2 separate regions of the Homo sapiens genome follow, and region 2 is linked to region 1. Evidence: chromatin loops called from intact Hi-C (ENCODE). Cell type or tissue: Calu3. All regions are shown on one strand. Links, peaks and the distances in the headings refer to the core of each region. The heading gives the core; the rest is flanking DNA. Region 1 has its middle 71 kb from the start of TRIM36. Region 2 has its middle 11 kb from the start of TRIM36.

What was found. Hi-C counts contacts between places; a loop is a spot of excess contacts. Peaks named below come from ENCODE experiments on the same cell type or tissue, not always from the same donor. Only the 100,000 strongest peaks of a DNase experiment are listed, where the experiment ranks them.
Region 2: a loop joins it to region 1, with 2.5 times the contacts of the local background. A loop is called at or near these places in 5 of 110 quality-filtered maps.

What each region holds. Positions count from the first base shown.
Region 1 is chr5:115,093,751-115,103,401 of GRCh38, forward strand. No RefSeq gene overlaps it. Among named protein-coding and RNA genes, the nearest start is that of TRIM36, 71 kb to the right of the region's middle. In Calu3, for the core only: CTCF peaks have their summits at 4,521 (motif pointing right) and 4,720; a DNase peak (open chromatin) is centred at 4,511.
Region 2 is chr5:115,175,789-115,185,439 of GRCh38, forward strand. It overlaps a transcript of TRIM36 not described here. Among named protein-coding and RNA genes, the nearest start is that of TRIM36, 11 kb to the left of the region's middle. RefSeq lists an enhancer at 4,190-4,309. In Calu3, for the core only: no CTCF peak of the experiment used is centred there; DNase peaks (open chromatin) are centred at 4,123 and 4,543.

The DNA.
Region 1 (9,651 bases), core at 929-8,928:
TGCTAAAATGGGAAGATAATTTTGGAATTGGGTTTCATTTTGAACACAATTACTTTGAGATTCCCATTAGACATCCAAGTGGGGTAGTGAGTGGGCAGATAAATTACACGTCTCAAGCCTTGGGAGACGTCCAGGACAGAGGTATAAATTTGAAAGGTATATTTTTATAACCAATAGGTACAATAATAGGGCTAGATGAGATCATGAGAGAGTGAGTGCAAATGCTCACTCTCTCTTGGCCCAAATACTGAGCCCTGAGGCACACAGAGTAGACAGAGAAGGAACAGCCTATGAAATAGGAAAAACCCAGGAGAATAGGAAGAAGCTGTGGAAATCAACAGAAAAGGTGTTTCCATAAGAAGGTCATAACCCAATGCTGATAGAGTTGGAGTAAAAGGAGGACCAAGATGTGACCACTGGAATTGGCAACCTGCACCTGGAAACATTTTGGTGAATTAGTGGCCAGAGCTGGATTTACCATAAGGCTAATGAAGCTTAATTTCAAGGCCCCTCACTTACACAGGAGCATCAAAATTTCCAGAAAGGGCACTAGCAAGATATTCACATGTTCATATGTTTTTGTAAAATTTACAAAGGTAAAACTAAGACTTCTATTAAATTTGTCTTTTCACTTTGACTTCCCTTCTGTTAAAAGGCACTGGTGTTGCCAAGGACAATTTTGGAATCTGGCTAAGGGCAAGTTGAGTTGGGGATACATTTATTTTGTGTTTAACAGGGTATATTATATGACTCATGGTCACTTTCATATAGAATAGTTATTATCAGTTGTTCTGGAATATGAGATCTTTGGTTTTCACATCTGTGGAGTTTTCCATGATTTATAGTAAGGGAGTCGGGAGCTTGGAAAATAGACCAAATGCCACTGAGCATCACCAAAGAACCTGTATCTCAAGAGTTTCTCCTGGTGCCTGCCTTACATTCTAATCTTGTGTGGACATGAGAGAGAATGGGAGGTTCATCAGAAATTGTATTTTAATCAGCTAGGGCACAGGTCTTAAAAGTTATACCTATTGTTATTTTTGTTGGTATCTGGTTTTAGTAGAAGAGCCTATTCAATTAAAATCTTACAGGGACACTCATTATTTGCCAGAGACAAAAGCAGTTTTAAAGTCGATTGGGCCTCATGCATCCTGGTTTCCCCAGTAGCCCAACCAGCCTCTAAGGACTGTACTTTGACAACTGCTGGTGTGGGCATTTGGATTTCTCTGACTCGTGTCACAATTACATACACTATTAGAGCAAAAGGAGAATTGTTTGGACTCCAAATTTCAGATGGGCAGACTAAACCTAAGTTAAGTTTGGCCTTGCCTACCTACCTTCATGGTCTACACAAATACATCACAGAAAAATAGACGAATTTTAGAATATCCAAAGCAAACAAAGAAAATGTGTGCTTAACCGAGAATATTTCTGTGCCAAAGGAAAGCTGGTAGCTGAATGATCAAGAAAATAACTAAACTTGTAAGAACTAAGCTGATAGTTATCCCCCTACGCGCTCAATTTTCCCACCCACCCAAAACTTACCTGATATAAATTGACAGATATTGATCGGACATCCAGCTTTCCAGGGCCCTTCCCTGGAAATGCTGATTTGGCCTGCCTGCAATGAGGCCCAATAATTTGTATTTTAATAACCAAGCAGTTCTTCTCATCAAGGAAATTGTAAAGTAGTAGATTTGAATGTTGCTACTCAAAATGTAATAAGGGAATCAGCAACAGCACAGCATTACCAAGGAGCTTGTTGGAAATGCAGACTATTAGAATCTACCCTAAACCTCCTGAATCAGAACTTGCATTTTCTGAGGTTGCATAGTGCTGAGAATATTGGAAGGAAAAATAAGCTAATCCAAATCATAACTTGAAGATTTCAATGCTCCCCTCTCAGTAATTCACAGAATAAGTAGATAAAAACTCAGCAAGGATATAAGGATGTGAACACCATCAACTAACCTGACCTAGTTGAAATTTGTAGTACACTTCACCCAGCAACATTCTTTTTAAATGAACATGAAACATTCATCAAGATAAATCATATTCAGCATGATAAAACAAGTCTCAGTATACATAAGAGTAAAGTCATATAGAGTCTATTCTCTTATCACAACAGAAATAAACTAGAAACAATAAAAGAAAGATACTGGAAAATCTTCAAGTAGTTGGTAATTAAGGAAATCACTTCTAAGTAGCACATGGGTAAAAAGAAATTACAAGGAAAATTAGAAAACATTTTTAACTGAGTGAAAATCAAACTCAACATGTTAAAATGTGTGGGATGTAGCTAAAGCAGTGCTTAGAGAAATTTATAGCGTTAAGTGCTTGCATTAGAAAAGAATAGCCTGGGAAAAATGGCACAACCCCATCTCTGCAAAAACTATAAAAATTAGCTGGGCTTGGTGGTGCATCCCTGCAGCCCCAGCTACTCAGGAGGCTTAAGCGGAAGAATGGCTTGAGCCTAGGAGATCGAGGCTGCAATGAGTCATGATCACGCCACTGCACTCTAGCCTCGGCAACAGAGCAAGCCCCTGTCTCAAAAAAAAAAAAAAAAAAAAAAAAAAAGGCATGTTTCCAATACTGAAAAATATTTAAAATATCCTGTACAGTTATTCATTTATTGACTGGGGTTCAAATCCATTCTTCATTGCCTGCTCCATAATAAAAGAGAAAGAACCTGTATCTTCCTTTTGCCAGCTGGCACATTGTTAAGCTTTGTCAGTAGAGCACATGGAAGGAACACAGGAGGAGGGAAAAGCATGGCTTTTCAGATTCTGGTGTGCTCCTCTCAGTAGGCTTCTGAAGCACGCAGCTTCCACCACTCTTGGCTCGTACAGCATGTGGCAGCAGGCAACTGGCAGCACACAGTCTATAGCAGTTCCCTGTAGGCAGCTTTCTCTGACACCCACTTTGGCCCTAAGGCATAATACCTCCCTCTGAACAGCTCCCTTAGCATTTCTTTTTTTTCTTTTTTTTTTAATCTTCTCTTTTTTTTTTTGAGATGGAGCCTCGCTCTGTCACTTAGGCTGGAGTGAAGTGGCACAATTTCAGCTCACTGCAACCTCCACCTCCCGGGTTCAAGCAACTCTCCTGCCTCGGCCTCCTGAGTAGCTGGAATCACAGGCGCCTGCCAACATGCTCAGCTAATTTTTGTACTTTCAGTTCTTTTTTTTTTTTTTTTTTTTTTGAGACAGAGTCTTGCTCTGTCGCCCAGGCTGGAGCGTAGTGGCACGATCTCAGCTCACTGCAACTTCTGCCCCACAGGTTTGAGCGATTCTCCTGCCTCAGACTCCTGAATAGCTGTGATTACAGGCGCACGCCACCATGCCTGGCTAATTTTTGTATTTTTTTAGTAGAGACGGGGTTTCACCATGTTGGTCAGGCTGGTCTCGAACTCCTGACCTCATGATCCACCTGTCTTGGCCTCCCAAAGTGCTGGGATTACAGGCATGAGCCACTGTGCCCGGCCTAATTTTTGTACTTTTAGTAGAGACAAGGTTTTGCCATTTTGGCCAGGCTAGTCTTGAACTCCTGACCTCAAGTGGTCCACCCACCTTGGCCTCAGAAAGTGCTGGGATTACAGGCATGAGACACAGCACCCAGCCTCCCTTAGCATTTCTAAGGAGTGTCACCATCCTGGCATCTTAGCACCATGGCCACACCCATACCCTCTCCATTGAGGTCTGGATCTCAGCCAGGAGACCTGACAGGCGGTAGAGGTGGTGGGGTTTGGGGATGTTTTTTTGAAATTTGCACCTTTGTTGGTGCTCTCTGTCAGTGCCAGGGACAGTGGCTATTCCCTGTAACTGCTATTTCTGTATTCTTTAACATTCTCTTTACTTCTTACCAGCCAATTCCCTGTTATTCGAATCCTTGGTCATAGTTAATACTTTAGCTTTTCCTTTTCAAATTACTGTGTGGTTTTTGTCTCCTGGTTGGCCCCTGACCAACACAGGTTGTGAGATGAAGAAGCCATTTTAACTTTCTCTCCCTGACAACAAAACCCAAATAAGCCATTTGCCTGATACCTAAGACAAACTCACATGTTGGCCAAATTTAAAAAACTGAATTCAATATCCTGACGTTGTATACAGAATTTAATACTAGCAATACTTAATACAAGTTATATAAAAAGTATAACAAGCTTATCTTTCATGAAAGACAACTGGCTGTAAATCCTATTGGCAAGATTCAAACAGTAAAATTATTAACCACTTACCACAAATGTGAAAGAAAATCTTCATGAACCAAAACTCTTCACCAAAATGAGCTGCTACTTCTAAAAGTGTCATCACCTCTACCTTATACTTACATAAGATCACAGTCCCTGGAAGTTTTCCAACTGGTACTCAAACGGGCAAGAGTTATTGTTAGCTGCAGATTGCCTAACACTGTCTAATATGTTAATTCTTTTGAGCATCCACAAATAAGTCAAATCAGATGAATAATTTGAGACTTTTGCATAACCATATTCAGCTGTGCTTTGTGGGGGTGCTCCTGGTTGGGCTACATTTCAGCACTAGGGGGCAATATCCTCACTTAGAATCTACTCTCCACTTGCACATGCCTAACACATTTTTGTTGTTGCTTTTTTCCTCCTAACTAGGGGATTTCTCAGTTAAAGAATCCAAAGAGGACATAAAATAAAATGCCATCCGAAATTCACTTGGGGGCTGTGGAAAACTTGCTCTCCAGTTATTTTTGAAAACTCTCAACAGTAGTTGCTGAATTCTGATTTTTACCTGGGCAGTTACAGCTTGTCATTTTCCATGTGAATGATTCTGTAAGCAGAGCCCAAAACTCTCATAGCCTCTGTTGTCATTGCCTATCAACCAGCCATCAAATCAAAACTATTTTTTTTCAAGAGTTAATTTCACCCAGATGCTGAATTTAAAAAGGGAGAGGTAATTTCCTTGACATTTCTAGACTTGATTAGACATAGACTAATTCAGTGGTAGGGAATGAGGGAGGATGGAAAATTTGTTAATTAAGTTTCATTAGGGAAAAGCATGAAAACAGTCTTTCTACTACCCAAATGCTTGGGAAATACTGTATATTTTTCCAGAGTTAAAGGCTCTCTCTCATATCTAAAATTGCATATATACAGGTTACCTAACAAACCACTCAACAAAGTCAGATTGCTCTTTGGGAAAACTGTCTTGGGAGAGTAACTATGAGGTTTATGGAAAGTCATAGTTTATGATAGAGGGATTTGTCCACTTCTCAAAATTAACATTTTTTGAGCATTTGTTTTTCTTTTTCTAAAAACTTTTATTATAGGTTCAGGGGTACACGTGCAGGTTTGTTATATAGATAAATTGTGTGTCATGGAGATTTGGTGCACAGATTATTTAGTCACTCAGGTAGTAGGCACAGGACCCAGTGGTAGTTTTTTTATCCTCTATCCTCCCACCCTCCACCCTCAAGTAGGCCCTGGTGCCTGTTGTCCCTTCTTAGTGTCCATGTGTACTCAATGTTTAGCTCCCACTTATAAGTGAGAACATGTAGTATTTGGTTTTCCGTTCCTAAATTCACTTACAATAATCGCATCCAGCTCCATCCATGTTGCTGCAAAGGACATGATCTTACTGTTTTCTATGGCTGTGCAGTATTCCATGGCATATATGTATCACAATTTCTTTATCCAGTCTACCATTGATGGGCATTCAGGTTGATTCCATGTCTTTGCTATTGTGAATAGTGCTGTGATGAACATAGGTGTGTGTGTGTCTTTACGGTAGAACGATTTGTATTCCTTTGGGTATATACCCAGTGATGGAACTGCTAATGGTAATTCCATTAGCAGTAAATGGTAGTTCCAAGTACTTTGAAGAATAGCCCACACTGCTTTCCATAATGGTTGAACCATTCCCACCAGCAGTTTGTAAGTGATCCCTTTTCTCTGTAACTTTACTAGCATCTGTTATTTTTTTTTTACTTTTTAATAATAGCCGTTATTAAAAATGGCTGGTATGAAATGGTATCTCATTGTGGTTTCAATTTGCGTTTCCCTAATGATTAGTCATGTTGAGCATTTTTTCATATGCTTATTGGCCACGTGTATCTTTTGTTCATGTCCTTTGTCCACTTTTTAATGGTTTTTTTTCTTAATTTGTTTAAGTTCCACATAGATTCTGGATATTAGACCTTTGTCAGATGCATATTTCACAAATGCTTTCTCCCATTCTGTAGGTAGTCTGTTTATTTACTCTGTTAATAGTTTCTTTTGCTGTGCAGAAACTCTTTAGTTTAATTAGGTCCATTTGTCAATCTTTGGTTTTGTTGCAATTGCTTCTGTCATCTTTGTCATGAATTCTTTGCCAGGGCCATTGTCCGGAATGGTATTTCCCAGGTTATCATCCAGCGTTTTTATAGTTTTTGGTTTTATATTTAAGTATTTAATCCATCTTTAGTGGATTTTTGTATATAGTGTAAGGAGGGGGTCCAGCTTCAATCTTCTGCACATGGCTAGCCAGTTATCCCAGCACCATTTATAGAATAGGGAGTCTTTTTCTCATTACTTGTTTTGTCAACTTTGTTGAAGATTAGTTGGTAGTAGGGATGCAGCTTTATTTCTGGGCTCTCTATTTGTTCCATTGGTTTATGTGTCTGTTTTTGCATCAATACCAGAGCACTTATTTTTCTGCTAAACGTATTACTCATTTTACCTTCACAGCAACGTAAATTCCGTGAAGCAATAACTTGCTCAAGGTCATTTCAGTTGAATGGATAAGTGAGTAGAACAGAGTCTGACACCAAAACTCACATGTTAATCTCTATATTATGCTGTCATCCAGAAGTCTTAAGAGACAGAGAATGCTAGAGCACAGGGACTTCCGAAAGCAGGGTCTAGTGAAATTTCATCTTCAAATGAACTCTCACACAGAATCTCAAATTTAAAAAAAAACTTAAAAGGTAATGTTCTTAGCTGGAGCGGGTGAGAGAGGAGACCTCTGGCCTCACCCATTCAGCAGCAGCCACACCCCACCCCGCTTCCCAGTCATTTTGTTTTGCTACCCTGAAGCATCCTTGGGCTTCCTGCCAGCAAGTTACATAAACTGTAGTTCCAGCTCAACTCCTGTTTTGAAGATGAGTAAACTGTTCTTTCCAGTCAAGTTGTATTTAAAAACACAACAGAATCAACAGAAAATGATTCCTCAGGCTGGTACAAAAAGTTAAACTTCTCCAACAGGAAAAATTGAGGCTCTGTATATTTTAAGCTCATCTGCTTCCTAGTATATAGCTCATCTTTTGAGTGGATAGGAATTTGGATCCATATCATGGCAATTACATTAAACATTTACTATATGCCTAATGTCAAGGCTGCTACATGGTTCTGCAATTTACCACAGCAGTACTCAGCTCAGCAGAATGAGACAGGGACCCAAAACCCACTTATTGCCTCTGCCTGGAAGGTGTACCTTTTTAAATTGACAGTGGCTTTGTCTGTTTTCCAAGCTGTGTACCTTCAAGCCCAGCAGTGTCTTGCAGGAGGAGGTGCCTCTCTAATTCACACAAAAGCACTACAGGTGCAGACTGAGGCCCTGGTGGTAAAAATGCCTTTCATGCGTTATCTGATTTTAGTCCTCATTTAATCACTACAGTCCTATGAGGTGGCTCATCTGAGCCCTATTTCACAGTTGGGGAAACTGCCTAATTCTAGGTTTCCCATGTTATATAGTAGTAAAGGGAAAAAAGGGAGAAACTGAACCCAGGTGTCTTTATTGCCTAAGCCACTACCAGGATGTCCTGGTACAATGAACAGCCCCGTGGTTACCAATGTCACATGTGCACATATAGTCCCAGTGAGAACGGTTGCCATATTATCTTTCCAAAGTCCCATAGGCACCTTCCTCTCACTTATGCTCCAGAATAAGCATATAAAAATAAAATCAAGTGGCCAGGCACAGTGGCTCATGCCTGTAATCACAGTACTTTGTGAGGCCGAGGCAGGCACATCACAAGGTCAGGAGTTCAAGACCAGCCTGGCCAACATGGTGAAACCCCATCTCTACTAAAAATACAAAAATTAGCCCGGCATGGTGGCAGGCACCTGTATCCCAGGTACTTGGGAGGCTGAAGCAGGAGAATCGCTTCAACCCGGGAGGCAGAGGTTGCAGTGAGCTGAGATCGTGCCATTGCACTCCAGCCTGGGTGACAGAGCAAGACTCCATCTCAGAAAAAAATAAAATAAAATAAAATAAAATAAAATAAAATAAAATAAAAGTCTATTGCATTAGCTATTTTTTATGAAATATTACAAATATGAAAACACACAAAAACAAATACATACTTTAAGGAATAAATTACAGTGAACACTCGTATAATCATCACCCAGATTAAGAAATTACCAGCATCTCAGAAGATACTCCCCAGTTAGTTGCTTCCCAGACACAGCTTTCTTTCTCATCCCTAGAAATAACAATATTTTGACTTTTCTTTTCTTTTCTTTTTTTTTTTTTTTTTTGAGATGGAGTTTTGTTCTTGTTGCCCAGGCTGGAGTGCAATGGCGCCATCTCAGCTCACCGCAACCTTTGCCTCTCGGGTTCAAGCGATTCTCCTGCCTCAGCCTCCTGAGTAGCTGGGACTACAGGCATGCGCCACCGTGCCCAGTCACACTATTTTGACTTTTATGGTAATGGGGCTTTTCAAATATTTTTTGTACCTACAAATACATTTCTAAATAATATAGTATGAAATTCCCCACGACATATACATTTGAGTACAATTGTTGGGTCACTGGGTGTATCAGTCAGGGTTCTCTACAGGGACAAAACTAATAGGATAGATATATAGATATAAAGGGGAGTTTATTACATAGTATTAACTAACAGGATCACAAGGTCCAACAATAGGCCATCTGCAAGCTGAGGAGCAAAGAAGCCAGTTCGAGTCCCAAAACTGAAGAACTTGGAGTCCAATGTTCAAGGGCAGGAAGCATCCAGCACGGGAGAAAGATGTAGGCTGGGAGGCTAGGCCAGTCTTGCCTTTTCACATTTTTCTGCCTACCTTATTAGATTTGCTGGCAGTTGATTAGATGGTGTCCACCCAGATTATTAAGGGTTGTTCTGTCTTTCCCAGCCCACTGACTCAAATGTTAATCTCCTTTAACAACACTCTCAAAGACATACCCAGGATCAATACTTTGCATCCTTCAATCAAGTTGACATTTAGTATTAACCATCACACTGGGTATGCAAATCTTGAAATTTACAAGGTAATAAACTATTTTCCAAAAATGGCTGTATCAATCTATACTCCTACCACCAATGTATGAGTTCCTATTGATCCAAATTCTTCCAAATACTTGGCATTGTCCGACTTTAAAATTTTTGCCACTCTGGTGTGTTGCTATCTCAATGTGATCTTATTTTGCATATCTCTGAATGTTTATTGGTCTTTTGAATTTCCTCTTTTGTGATATACTCAAGTCTTTTGTTCTTTATTGTATGAGTTGTCTTACTATGTTTACAGCTTTGATACATGGTAGACAAAATATGTTTACCAGCCAAAAGAAATGCTCTACCTCTTCAGTGTGACTTTTTCCCTACAAATCAATTTAATGTATATTTTTGTGCTGCAATTTTTCCACTAGGCTCAGGTTTCTCCACTGAGTTGGATGGAGTGAGGTGAAGTCAC
Region 2 (9,651 bases), core at 979-8,978, 82 kb after region 1:
ATTTCACCCAATTTCAATACATATATTTAAAAAACCTTTAAAAAATACTTTGTAGGCCGGATGCGGTGGCTCACCCCTGTAATCCCAGCACTTTGGGAGGCTAAGGCAGGTAGATCACTTGAGGTCAGGAGTTCGAGACCAGCCTGGCCAACATGGCGAAACCCTGTCTCTACTAATAATACAAAAAATTAGCCGGGCATGGTGGCGTGTGCCTGTAGTCCCAGCTACTAGGGAGGCTGAGGTAGGAGAATCGCTTGAACCCAGAAGTGAAGGTTGCAGTGAGCCTGAGATTGCACCACTGCACGCCAGCCTGGGCAACAGAGTAAAACTGTGTCTCAAAAAAAAATAAAAATAAAAATAAAAATACTTATGCAGTGGGCACAACCTTACCATTATCACCCCAGTTTAGATTTTAGTTGTGTGAGCAACTATCTATTCGTCCTTCTGAAAGAGATCATTTGGTGGTATTTTTGTTTTGGTCCCAGGAGATGTTTAAGACCTTTTATTAGTCTAGATTTGAGGACTTTCCAAGACTAATTCTTTCAGAGTGTAAGTGTCTTCTTTTTTTAAGGTAAAGTTTGTGTTTGTAAAAATTCTTGAATTTTTTGTGCCTCAAAGATGTTCAAAGTTAAAATAATTCACCAAGTAATGGTATCATTGCCTATTTCAGTATCAAAATTAAATATAAGATTTACAAAGCCTCTCTTATTTTGCTGAAACCATTATGCTCTTAGATGTGCCTGAACAGTAAATATTAAATTATGGGAACCGAATGTACCTTCTGGCTATTTACACATAAATGTAAATATGCTAAATACACAAAATACAAAGAGATATACTAAAATTTGAATTCTATATTCCTTGTCATCAAATCTTCATTATATGATTCCAGAAGCGGTGATAAAAAAATTAGTGAGGCAAATCTTACAAGAGACCAAAACAGTTGGAAAATACTGCTTTGAGTAACCTTAGATATTGACCACAGATTTGGAAACCTCTCTTTTAATCCAAAGAGATTAGCTGCAAAAGAAGCGAAAAGACAGCTTTCAGAAATGGTAAAAGTTTCACTGCTAGTGAAATGTAAGGAAATACATTTTCATTTTTAAGCCTCTTGAGAATGATCGTAAGTATTAACTACACTTATGCAGTATTGTTTGATGAGCAGAAAGGTCACAATGGCAGATATCACTGTGTACTTTAAATATTAAAGTAGCCATCACAATAGAGTAAATAAGCTGATCCAGTTTGTCCTGTAGGTTTTAGGTTACCCTAAGAAAAAAGGCTTACTTCCCACATTTCAGAGAACATACGGTATGCTAATTTAATTTGAAATAGACACACAAACTGCTGCCACTGGGGAAGGAATGAGATTGGAGGTGGGCATGAACTTAGACTTTTTACTCTGTGAACCTTTCTGTGAAGTTTGAATACTTTACAACAAGCATATATTCCAGGTATTAAGTTTGTAAAAATGTAAAGCTATGTATTTTTAATTATGTACAGAGCTTGAGAAGTCCAGTACAAGGATGAAACAAATCTGGGGGAAAAGTGAGAGAAATTAAGAGGATGGTTAACTCAGTGGTCTCAACTTTGAGGGATGGTGGGGCGGAGGGCAGGCCAACTACAGGCCTCTACTCTCTTAACTCTCATAATTAGACCAGTTTCCCATTATTCTTTACATTACAAACCCGAACTACAAAGTGGAACCGAACCCCACAGAGGAAAATAAAGCAAGTCAGTCTCAAAGGTCTGCTATTCCATGGTTAATATTCAGTGTTCAAATCCTGTATAATCACACACAAAACAGGGGTCTTAAATGGGCTAGTGCTGGGGCTGCGGGGCGGGGCAGGATTTGAGCCTGAGGAGAGTGGTAGGAAATAAGCTTACGTTGAAATGGTTAGGAGCCTACTCCAGACCAACTCTCCCCCTCCAACCCCCACAAAACAGAGAGAGGAATTGTCCTAAGTTCTTCTTGGGAGAGACTGCTTTCCAACCTCAGAGATTTCAAAGGGACAGCGGGCCTCTCCACCTTTAGAAGTCAACCGGGAATGCTCATGGGTTTGCTGCAGGCCCATTGCTGAAGCCTAGTGAAGAGAGAGACAGAGAGAGAGAGAGCAGAGAAATCCAGTAAATGAAGCCAGAAAGTTAGTTTGTGTTTTTTCATTATAGTGAGCATACTGTGATGAACCCATTGGTATTCTGAGAGGGTTTTGTTTTTGTTTACCTGACTTGATTATAAGGAGTTTTAATGGTTCTGCCCTACTTCCCCATTTCGTGTTCATAGGACATCCATCAGTCGGCTTCATGGTCACCTGGGCTGTTCTTCACATGCAAATCCCTGGGTCCTACCCCGAAATTATTCTCTCAGAATTTCAGGATTTGTCTGCTATTGAAGGAAAGCATAGCCAACTAATACAATTCTGGCTTACTTTGAAGAATATCTGAGCGCCATAGGACAAAATTCACCTATCGATCATCCTATTCTCCATCCTATCAAGAGTAGTCCATTTATTTTGTTCAACCAAAGGCATTCTTTTTCCTCCCTGCCCCCTAGCCCCTCAACGTTCCCAAATAGATGCCCCTGTTAGGCATTCCCCTAGACCTGGGCAGTCGGTGTCCTGCCTGCACCTCTCGCTCTTTAGAGGCCGTGGTTCTGGCCCTCCTCTGGTTGCCTGCCTCTTTGCTCAGAGCCAGCCCTTTCTCTTATCAGGACTTCTCTTCCCAGGGTCCATTCTTCAGAGGGAAGGGTGGGCCGCAATATGCACCCTAGGCCCGAAGGGTGGTCAAGGGGCTGCTGCTGGGGCGACAAAGAGCTCGGATATACTGGACAGTGTGTGCTGAAGGCCCCTTGAGGTGCAGGATGGAGTCTGGGCTTGGAAGAAAAGTGGAAGGAGAGTTCTCCAATTGTACTTCTGGCCCGGGGTTGTAAATGGTAGGGGAGGCCCAAGACACAGCTTCACTTTCGAAATGTTAATGAATATTCTGTTTCTGATGAATGTATTCAGTGCCTGTAGAACAAGAGAATTCAGAGAGGCGTAGGGTTCATTTGGGACTTTTTAGGCTAAGAGTGCATTAAACCAGCTCCCCAGCCCTGGGGCCATAGGACTGTCGGGCATGAATCTAAAACTACTCCATATGCTATATCTGCGGCGTTGGAGTTAGTGGGGTGTGGGACTGCAGGGTTTCAGGTGCTCACATCAGGGCTACAGAATCATCCTCCTTTCTGTTAACCGCGCACAGGGAGTCGAGTGCTCCTTTGTGCCATCACCTCTTCTCGAAGCTCCAGGCGCAGAGGGCAAACGCTGACGCCCTTTCCCGCCTTCTCTCCGTCTGCGAGTTCCGGAGGGCAGTGCACTGTGCAGCCTCCGTACTTCCCGACACGTTCCGCCTGCAAACCACTTAGGAGCTTCTGCCGGCAATTTCTCGGATGCAGCGCGGAGCCCAGCCTCCCGCACTGACTCAGGCCCGGCACCACCCCGCCTGCTGAGGGCGTCGTCGCGGGCGCCACCGACGGCGCCAGCCTGCGTTCCTAAAGGCTCCAGGACAGGTGTGGGGCTGAAATCCCGCTCCTCCAGCATCTTCCCCTCCCTACCAAAAGAAGGCTGCTTTAAATATTCCCGGCCTGGAGCAGCAGCAGCTAAGGACCTGGAAAGAGGCCCGAAAAGGCCAGGGCAGGGCGAACGAACGTGCTGTCCCTATTTACCGGCCACACGCTCTGACTGCGGGCTGACCCTGATCGCACACTTCGAGCCTGTTCACTCGCTGGGCGGACCCTCCCTCCACGCTCCGCGCCCAGGCAGGCGAGGTCACCCACTCGAAGTCACCACGTTTGAGTAGCCCTGGTTGGTGGGGCAGCGCCCCCTTGGCCAACGCCCCGCCCTCCTCTCCATCTTCCGACGCTGGGCTCTCGCCCTTCGGCGTCCGAGAGCCCCTATTGCTGCCCAGCTGGCCCCAAAAGCGTCCGAAAGTCCCCTCTTGGCTTATTTCAGAGATGCCACGCAATAAAGAAAAGGCGGCTACTTTGCATTCCGCAGCTGCTGGGACGCCCGGGCTGCGAGCGCGGCTCCTGGATTCCAGCCTCCCGCCCTTCCCAGGCGCTGGAATGGACACGGACGCCCACAGTGGCGGGCCAGGTAGTGCCGGAGTCGGGGGCCCAGGCCGCGGCGCCCCGCGCCTCATCACTTACCTTGCCTTTAGCTATCAATTCCATGATGTAGCCAAATTCACTCATCTCCCCAGACTCCGACATGTTTACACCCCTTCACAAACTCTGGAGGACCGACGCGGGTGTATCGAATTTGTCCTTTCTTTTCTCTTTTTCTGTTTTTAGTCTGAGTTTTGCCGAGCTCCCCGCCCATAAGCTGTTAACCAGGAAAAGAGGGGAAGCGCCGGGGAAAGCAAGAAGCGGGCTTGGGTGAAATGAAGGCCATCGAGGGCTCCCGGGCAGCCTCGCCCGGCTTGCTAGGATCCGGGTGCAGCGGTCGGGGCTGCGCGATCTAACGGAACAAACGAGGGCGGCGGCGGCGGCAGCAGAGGCCGTGAAACCCTCACCAGGCGGAGCCGGGCGCGCGGAGGCCCCGCCTCCTCGGGGGTCGCGGCAGCGGTTCGGACCGCAGCGGAGACAAACAAACGCGCACACAAAGCGGGTCCGCACTCGGCTCAGCGCGGCCCCAGCTAGACATTCCCCGGCCTTTATCGCATGCCGGCAGGTTGGCCGTCCCCGGCTCTCGGCGCGAAGATCTGGAAAAAAGCCCCATCTCACTGTCTGGAGGTGCGAGGGCAGACAGAAACGAATACAGAGGAGGCGCAACAAAGGGGCTGGCTGCCAGCGCCGGAAAATAAATAAATAAATACATAAGTGAAGGCCAGGAAATGGCAACGGCGCATCTCAAGTCAGCCTTCCTGAAATCCAATAGGTAATAAAGACCAAGCCCCGCGCTTCGGAGATGAGAACAAATACAGGGATTGTATTTTAAACACTCTGTGTAAGGTCTGTTGTATCTCCATATCCTTTTGATACTCAACTTTCCTTTAACAACGACAACAAAAAAAAAAAAAAAAGAAAGAAAGAAAGAAAAAAAAAGAAGAGGAAAGAAAAGAAAAAAAATATTGCCAGCCAGGTTCCTGGACACTCTGACCGTTAGTTACCACAAGTCCACTTTTCTAATTATTTGTTTCGTTGGTTGAGTTAAAGCATTCAGTGCAGGCTTCTCACATTTCTATACTTCTTTTTATAACAGCAGCTTCCCTAGGAGGCTACAGCTGAAATGGCCTCAGACCATACCTGACAATCTTTGCTTCTCTTCAAAAGAAAACTTGGCTGAACAAAATCAGTCCCAGTCTATCACTCTGCTCTAAGGAGTCTTTGCGATTAAAGGCTTGATGTTTTTTCTTTAAAAAGAAAAGAAAAAAGCTGCCAGCAATAATTAGATTAGACACGAATAAGATTTACTACAAAGTTCGTGAAACTACTTTCCTTAAGCAAGTTGGCAGAGTTTGCGTTGCGCTCAGCACCAGTGGGCAGGGTGGTGTGTCGAAATGACCTATTTTACAGGTGTAAAAGAGTTTTGCAGGCTTAATGAGACGTGGGGGTTTTTCTTTTTTGCCTCTTCCTTTTGTCATTTTCTAATTTCTCCACTTTGGTCCAGAAATCCAGAAGCATACACATTTCTTTCTTTTTTCAGCACACCTCTCCGTAAAGCTCCAACAGTGTTGCTCTGTAACTGTTGTTCTACCAGAACTTTGCTTCTTCGGTGTGTTACTTTACTTTATGAGCTGGTGCTGAAAACCTCTTAGAACAAGCAGCAAAAGTTAACATGCTGATGTTCACAATTAGGGCTCTGTAGGAGGCAAGACACAATCATAATGCTTCTTGGATATACAGCTAGAAGCTTCTTGTCCCTCTTAAGTTCTGTAGAACTTCATGTATACTCTTTGCGTCCATAGGAAAACTAGTAGAATTCAACTAAGGTCTGTAGCATCCATAAATGGGTTCTTGCCTACTATTAGCAACACTTGATGGATTACCAGAAAGAGATATTGCTCTAAAAGTGAACATTTTTTCACACCCAGAATGGATTCTGGCACCTGATTAAAAACCACAGTGTTAGAGCTGAACAGCTAATCTTATGTCTGCATTACAAGCAGGAAGGAGGAAGGTAGAGACAAGAGCACACAAGACATTTGTTTCCCCTTAAAAAGCTTCCCCCAGCCCCATCCAGTGACCTCCACTTACACCTTTGTGAGAAATGGGTAATATGCATCCCCTAGCTCCAAGGAAGGCTGGGGAGGTGATTATTTTGTTCTGGGAACATTGCCACTCTAAACAAAATCAAGGATTTGTTAGTAAGGAAGAAGAGGAGACAGATATCGGGTAGAAAGTTGTTAGTTTCTATTAACCTTGAGTAAGTCCATTCAACTTTCAGAGCTTCAGTTTTCTCTTCTATAAAATGACTGGTGTTGACTAAATGGTCTCTAACCCCTTCCTGTTCTTAACCCTAAAATCTCTGATCTGAGGATCCCTTTGCCATCTGGCCGCATTAGCTGCCATTCTCCTCCCTGAAAAGATCGCTCTTAAAAAAGGGCTGTCCACCTGATCACTTGCTACTAGAAAATACTCCAGACAAAATATCCTTATCAGTTGCCTAGATTCCTACCCAAGACCAAGAAAGTGGTGGAGGCAAGAGTTTTAGAGAACATAAGTTGGGTCCTGAGCATTTATTTACACCAATGCCTGGTGGTATTTACCACTCTTTATTGTCGTTGTGTGAAGAACACTCTGGAGCATTAAAGACCTTTCAAAGAAGATAGGCATATAAAAATGAAGACCACATTGAAATTTCTTCTGAAATTCTATGCATGCACTCACTTCAAAGACACAGGGTCAAACTGTCAATAGGTACCAAATAAAAGTTGCTTTATTATGTCCCTTTCTTCTGAAAAAAAGATTAAAATCATATAAATTTAAAACTTCACTCCCTAAAAGAACCAAAATTAAGAAAAATGTTAATTCATATTTCTCTAAAAATAAGAATGAAATTAACATGACAGATGCTGCTTCACAGGGGACTTCCCCACCTAAGAGGAAGATATTTAATAGAGGGATTATATGATGTGTGAATTTTTCACACTGAGAAGACCAGCAATATTAAAGGGTCCCTTGCTGTGGAAAATCTGCTAATTGCCAACTTTCATCAAATGGAGAAAATTCTTCAACTGCTCTATTGCTATGCCAATTATTGAAATAAGTATTACATAGAGATTTACAACATTCTATTTTCTCCTTCTGATGGCAACCAGCATAATACATAATAGCTTGAACAAATAACATCAACAAAATACACAATCCAAGTTTTCTTTTTAATGGTGACACACAAATTGTATTTTTGAAGGTTTTGAATTTAAAATCTGTGAAGAATGTTCAGCTTTTTAAGAGTTAGAGACTGAAGAAACCTAAAATATCTTACTTTTAATAAACTCTCACATTTTCTTAGTTTTTATTTCAAAAATGTAAACCTAAAATTTGACTGATACCTGTATTCAAAAAGGTCATTTTAAAAAAAAAATCTTTTTTGAATAAGCTTTATTGAGGTACAATTTATATACCATAAAATTCACTAATTGTCAGTGTACTGCTTAGTTATTTTTATTAAATTATGGATTTGTAAAACCATCTCATAATCTGGTTTTACAATATTGGAATATTCATTTATTGAGATTTTCTTTAATTTTTCCAAGCAATGTTCTATCACTTTTAATGTTCAGATATTGTACTTATTGTATTACATATTGCAAGGTACTCCTTTTAATATTATTGTGAATAAAATTGATTTCTTGGTGTCATTTCTTGGATTGTTAATTACTGTTATATAGAAACACAACTGATTTTTGCATAAGGTTGTGTTTTACAATGGGGCAAAATTCACTTATCAATTCCAGATTTTATTTTCAGATTCCTTATAATATCATCTGTAATTAAAGACAATTTTATTTCTTCCTTTCCAATCTGTATGCCTTTATTTTTCTGCCTTATTACTCTGGTTAGAACCTCCAGTAGAACCTCCATTGAATGCATGCAGCAAGTGTGGGCATCCTTGCCTTATTCCCAATCTTGGGGAAAAAGCATTCATTCTTTCACCATTAAGTACTGATTGGTTTGGCTACATTCCATGACTTTTGATTTTTTTAAAATTAAGTTAGAAATATTTTTAAAATTTCCTATTGTGATTTTTTTGACCCATGGGTTATTTACAAATGTGTTAATTTCCAAATTATTTCAAATTTCCAAATAGTTTAGATTTTCTATTTTTCTGTGTGTTGATTTCTAATCCAATTCTGTTTTGAGCAAAGATCATCCTTTGAATGATTTTAATGTTTTTAAATATATTCAGGCTTTTTAATAGTCTAATGTGGAAGTCAGCAACTTTTTCTTAAAGGGTAAGATATTAATGAACATTTTAGACTTGAAGCCATATAATTTCTGTTACTACTTGGCTTAGTACGTGTTGCTACAAAAGATTAGCCTGGGACTGGATAATTTATAAGGAAAAGAGGTTTATTTGGTTCATGGTTCTGCAGACTTTACAGGAAGCATGGTGCCAGCATATGCTTCCAGTAAGGCTTCAAGAAGATTCCACTTATGGCAGAAGGTGAAGGGAAGCTGGCATGTCACATGGCAAGAGGGAGCAAGAAAGAAAGGAGGGGGGGGGTGTCATGCTCATTTTAACAATCCGTTCTCATGAGAACTAATAGAACAAGAACTTAACTCATTACCACGAGGACAGCACCAAGATACTCATGAAGGATCCACCTCCATTACCAGAATAGCTCCCACTGGACCCCACCTCCAACATTGGGGATCAAATTTTAACAGTAAATTTGGAGGGGACATATATCCAAACTATATCACTGCTCAACTCTGCTGTTACAGGATGAAAGGGACCATTGACAATAGGTCCACAAATAGGTACACAAATGAATGTGGACATGTTTCAATAAACATTTATTTATGAAAATAGGCAGCTGAATAAGCACATGAAAAGATGCTTGACGTTATTAGTCATTAGGAAAATGCAAATCAAAACCACAATAAGATACTACCTCATACTCACTAGAATGGCTAGAATCAAAAACAGAGAGAATAACAAGTATTAATGACAAAGTGGAGAAATTGGAATGCTCTTAGAATTCTTAGAACTTAGAATTACCATATGACTCAGCAATTCCACTCCTAGTTATATACCCAAACGACTTGATAACAGGGACTCAAACAGATACTGGTACACCAGGGCTCATTGCTACATTTTTCACAATAACCAAAAGGTAGAAACAACTCAAGTATCTGTCAATAGATGGATAAACAAAATATATATACATATAATGGAATTTTTTCAGCCATAACATGTAATGAACTTTTAACATTTGCTACAATATGGATGAACATTGAAAACATTATGCTAAGTGAAATAAGCCAGAAATAAAAGGATAAATATTATATAGTTTCACTTATATGAAATATCTAGAATAGACAAACTCATAGAGACAGAAAGTAGAGGGGCTGGAGAGAGTCTGGAATGGATTGTTTAATGGATAGAGTTTACATTGGGAGTGACGAAAAAGTTTTGGGTATAGATAGTGGTAATGATTGTACAA